Regions from separate parts of the Homo sapiens genome. Here region 1 is linked to region 2. A link is an interaction called in ENCODE POLR2A ChIA-PET data of the cell type or tissue named here. Cell type or tissue: GM12878. All regions are shown on one strand.

The links. ChIA-PET counts read pairs that join two places held together with the same protein. Peaks named below come from ENCODE experiments on the same cell type or tissue, not always from the same donor. Only the 100,000 strongest peaks of a DNase experiment are listed, where the experiment ranks them.
Region 1: POLR2A ChIA-PET joins it to region 2 with 15 read pairs; 2 of 35 experiments call an interaction of 5 or more read pairs at or near these places.

What each region holds. Positions count from the first base shown.
Region 1 is chr12:26,839,712-26,842,211 of GRCh38, reverse strand. No RefSeq gene overlaps it. Among named protein-coding and RNA genes, the nearest start is that of ITPR2, 7.8 kb to the right of the region's middle. In GM12878, no CTCF peak of the experiment used is centred here; no DNase peak of the experiment used is centred here.
Region 2 is chr12:25,060,027-25,062,526 of GRCh38, reverse strand. It overlaps IRAG2 (inositol 1,4,5-triphosphate receptor associated 2), which reads right to left. Exons shown (of 22, transcript NM_001366544.2): 2 at 874-935. Among named protein-coding and RNA genes, the nearest start is that of IRAG2, 8.6 kb to the right of the region's middle. In GM12878, no CTCF peak of the experiment used is centred here; no DNase peak of the experiment used is centred here; H3K4me3 peaks cover 2,349 bases; H3K27ac peaks cover 548 bases.

The DNA.
Region 1 (2,500 bases), 1.8 Mb before region 2:
TTTTTTTTGAGACAGGGTCTTACTCTGCCGTCCAGTCTGGAGCACAGAGGCGTGATTTTGGCTCACTGCAATCTCTGTCTCCCGGGTTCACGCCTCAGCCTCCTGAGTAGCTGGGACTATAGGCATGCACCACCACGCCTGGCTAATTTTTGTATTTTTGGTGGAGATGGGGTTTCGCCATGCAGCCCAGGTTGGTCTCCTGGGCTCAAGCAATCCGCCTACTTTGGCCTCCCAGAGAACTGGAATTACAGGTGTGAACCACAGTGACTGGCTCATTTTTTTCTTAAAACTCCCCATTCTTTTCTGTTATAGAGACTGGGCCATTTTCTCTTTTCTTCAATATTTTGATGATTCTCAGCTCTAATTGATCATGGTTCTTAGAACCAAATGGTATCAGTTGTATCAGTTCTTCATAAAATACTTCTAATTACAACACCTCTCCTCTTTTTCATTTCCAAGCCCTTACAGAATTATGACATTAGGGTCAGATCAAGCCATAAGCGATTCAGCAGCAAGTAGTGTAAATACTTCTAAGAACTGTGACCCTCAAATAATATATATATATAATATTCACCATATGATTATGGTGAATATATATAATATTCAGAAGAATATTTTAATGGGATGTGAAGTTGGGAGTTTCAGTGGAGGCATCGAAATACCATCAGTAAGACCAAGATGCAAATTTTGAAAGGAAATATTTGACCACAAGGGATACAATGCTTAAAAATCTTTCTCCCAGACCAAGGATATGAAACAGTTGGGCTGTTGGAGATGTGAGTGTTTTGGAATGAGCTACTGCTCTGTTGCGTCTCACGCCGTACATACCCAGTGCAGGAGAGAAGAACGTGTGCATGCATGTGTGTGTGCGTGTGTGTGTGTGTCAGTCATGGGGAGGGAAGTCTTTGACTCTCAGATCTAATCTAGTGAGAAGAACTTCAAAGGCACCACATGGAAAGCTTATATTTGTCTCCTGCAGGTAGGGAAACACAGTAGATTGATGTCAAACTCTGGCTTTGGAAACAGAGAGGTTAAGGGTCAAAAGATGTGATAGACAATATTTTTGAGATGAATGTCAGACTTTTTGTTGCCTGGAGATTGGCCTGCATTTCCAGAGTTTTCCCAGGCTAAGATTGTTTCTTCTGGGCCACATCTTCAAAACAGATCTGGTTTGGGATTATTCTTAAATTCCTGTCCACTAGACAACACTCTGAGAGTGATCAAAACTGACACTGTCAACAAAGAGCAGATATAGCTATACATCGTGTGCCTAAGGTTAGGGTGCCCTGGGAAGAACACAAAATCACTTTTGTAGTATTCTGGCTAGAAATGCTTCATCAAATCTAAGTGTGAAATACAAGACAAATCCAATTATGGAACAGCCTATAAGTAAATGACTTGTATTCTTTTTTCTGTTTTTTTTTTCTGTTTTTTTTTTTTTTTTTTGAGACAGAGTCTTGCACTGTCATCCAGGCTGAGTGCAGTGGCGCGATCTCAGCTCACTGCAACCTCCACCTCCTGGGTTCAAGCAATTCTCCTGCCTCAGTCTCTTCAGTAGCTGGGACTACAGGTGCCTGCCACCACGCCCAGCTAATTTTTGTATTTTTAGTAGAGACGGGGATTCACCATGTTGGCCAGGATGATCTCAAACTCCTGACCTCCAGTGACCTGCCCGCCTCGACTTCCCAAAGTGCTGGGATTACAGGCGTGAGTCACTGTGCCTGGCCAGATGGCTTGTATTCTTAAAAAATGTCAATGTCACTGAAGCCAAAGTGTGGCTAAGGAATTGTTATAGATTAAAAGAGACAAAAAAAACATGAAAACTGAATGCTATATGTAATTCTAAATAGGATTCTGTCCTGGAAGAAAAAAATGATGTAAAAGACACTATTGAGACAGTGGTATATCAGAGTTAAATTTCCTGAACTCGATGGTTGTTCTGTGGCTATATCTTTGTTCTTAGGTATACATGAAGTATTAAAAGGCAATAGGGCATGATGTATGCAACCTACACTCAAATGGTTCTGAAAATAAATTGCATGCGTACGTGTGTAAAGGCAGTGATAAAACAAATGTGGCAAATTATAAAAATTACTGAATTTAGGTCACAGGTATTCTTATAACTTTTCTGTAAATTGGAGATTATTTCTGTAAGTTTGAGGTTATTTCAAAATAAAAATTAAAAACAGATCATTTTCTGAGCCACTAGCCAAGGTTTGTTTCAACCTCTTCTCCCCAACCCCTACCGACATACAATCACCCCCTTCAGGAATGTTAGTAAGTCCCCACCAAGACAAGCTAAATCAGAATCTCAGGAGCTAAGGCCCAAGGATTTGTGTTTTAACAAGTTCTCCAGGCGGTTCTTATGTGTACTAAAGCTTGAGAAACACTGGTTTAGCCTAGTTAAGAACCATGCTTGGAGTTGGGGGTGGGGTTAACCCCATTGGGCTGTTACACTATGGGGGAAAGGTGGCTGGGGATAGGGGAAATGGCCACAGGA
Region 2 (2,500 bases):
GAGTAGTGAAAATGGTGTCTGTGAAAATTTGATAGCTATAAAATTATTGCCTTAATCCAAGAGGTAGATTCACATCTATCATAGTTATATTATAATAGAAAATGTTGTTGGTGTTCTTGAGATGATTAAAGCATCTTTAGATATGGAGGTTTTTCCAGCTCAACTTATTGCAGAGGGCTTTTCAGGCACTCTGCCTAGCTTAATCTTCCACATGGTTTTTTTTTTCCTGCTTTAACAGATGTGTCTGCATGATGCCCTAGAAACAGATACATGCAAATATCACCCTTCTTTCTTTCCTCCTCCATCATCTTCCTCCAGTGCCAACCTTGCTGCCTTGCTGTTCCCTTATGTTCTTCATTTCTGAACAAAAAGGAGATTCACCAAGTATCACAAGGGAAGGAAATACACTTTACCAGGGATATCTTGAGATGACCCATACAGAAAGAAATAGAAAGTTTAATTCAAATATGAGAAAGAAAAAAGAGACAGTAACCATCAAAGCCTATTCAAGAATACTCAAAATTTCAGCATATTATAAATTGAATGATATGCCCTTACTATCAGAAAGGAGGTCCCCAAGACTGAAAAACTGGCTGTTCGCTAATAGATATAGTGGTGGGGCAAAGAAAATTCTGAAATGCTTCCTCTCTAGAAGATATTATCAGTAGCCACTCACTAATGTAAGATCTCCTTTCTTATTTTGCTAAATACTTTAAGTGCAGAAGAGAACAAAGTCCACCAAAACATTTTCTTCTAAACTGGTTATTTAATTTAATGATTAAAGTCATTGTCTGTTATAAATTAGCTTCAAAACCTTACATGAATTGAACAACTTCCTCCACAGTAACTGAACACATATCAGAGATATTTTACCTGAAACAGCAAGCCATGGTGTTCCCCTTCAATGAACTCCTTTTGAAGTGACTCAATTGTTGCTACAAAGAGAATTTATAACCAGCTCAATATGACCATTTTAATTTAATTAATTAATGAATTTATTTCAAGACAGGATTTGGTTCTATTGCCCAGATTGGAGTGCAGTGGCATGATCTCACCTCACTGCAAACTCTGCCTCCTGGGCTGAAGCCATCCTCCTGTTTCAACCTCCCAAGTAGCTGGAATTACAGGCACATGCCACCCACACTCAGCTAGTTTTGGTATTTTTTGTAGAGATGGGTTTCACCATGTTGTCTAGACTGGTCTCAAACTCCTGAGTTCAGGTGATCCACCCACCCCGGCCTCCCACAGTGCTGGGATTACAGGCATGAGCCACTATGCCCAGTATGAGCATATTTAACCTTGTCTCCTTTAATTCATTTCATTGCTTCAAAAACTTTTAATGGCTTTAAATTTGGGGCCTCAAGAAAAGGAAAGGGAAAATAATGATTTCTGAGAATGGCACTCTCAACTTATGACTCGGGAAAAATGGAAAACCAGGCTAGAACAGATAAGCCATTATCTCCCTTGGGTATTTAAATTTTACTTTGATAGATACATGTGAATTGTCTTCTAGAAGTGAGTCACAGAATTGTCTAATCTTAAGCTAAGAATACATCTTAGGCCTGGTGCAGTGGCTCACACCTCTAATTTCAGCTCTTTGAGAGACCAAGGTGGGTGGATCATTTTAGGCCAGTACTTTGGGACTAGCCTGGCCAACAGGACAAAACCCCATCTCTACTAAAAAAAAAAAATACAAAAATTAGCTGGGTGTGGTGGCGCATGCCTGTAATCCTAGCTACTTGGGAGGCTGAGGCAGGAGAATCACTTGAACCTGGGAGGTGAAGGTTGCAGTGAGCCAAGATCATGCCACTGCACTCCAGGGCGAGACTCCCTCTCAAAAAAAAAAAAAAAAAAAAAAGAAAATACATTTTAGAGGTCATTCAGTCTGACCTCCTACTGATAAAGAAATCCTATCTCCAATAAGCCTCTGCTTGAGCCCTCAAATTACAGCCCTAGGATCCCAGAATCCTACAAGTAGATCTCAGATCATGAGAACACTGATGTGCAGACGATTGAAAAGGTAACTGGTAAATCATGGAGCTGAGATTAGACTCATGGAACAGAGCTTAACTCAGGGTATCATTCTGTGAAACTAAAAATATTTGTTTTTCTGCTTAAGTAAAATCTCTAAAGGTCTTATGCCTGGAATAATGGAAATGGGGGAAAAGTACCTAATATTTAACTAGCTCTTTGATGTACATAATAACATATTATTTATTTGACAAATCCTACTCTCTGAAACATAGCCAAAACCAGAAAATAAACCCAAATCTTTTGAACAACTAGAATAGATACTGATATTTATGCCCTTTATTCACGTGGCAAACCTCACACTTCAACTCAAGCAGTGGGCTCTGGGTATATACATAATTTTCACCAGTTTGACTGCCTTCTCAGCCCAAAGAAGATTAAAAGCAAAACTTAAACAAGGATATAAGGAGCTCTGCTAGATGGAAGCATATTAATAGCTACCACTTTTTTTTAAAATCACTAACAGCCA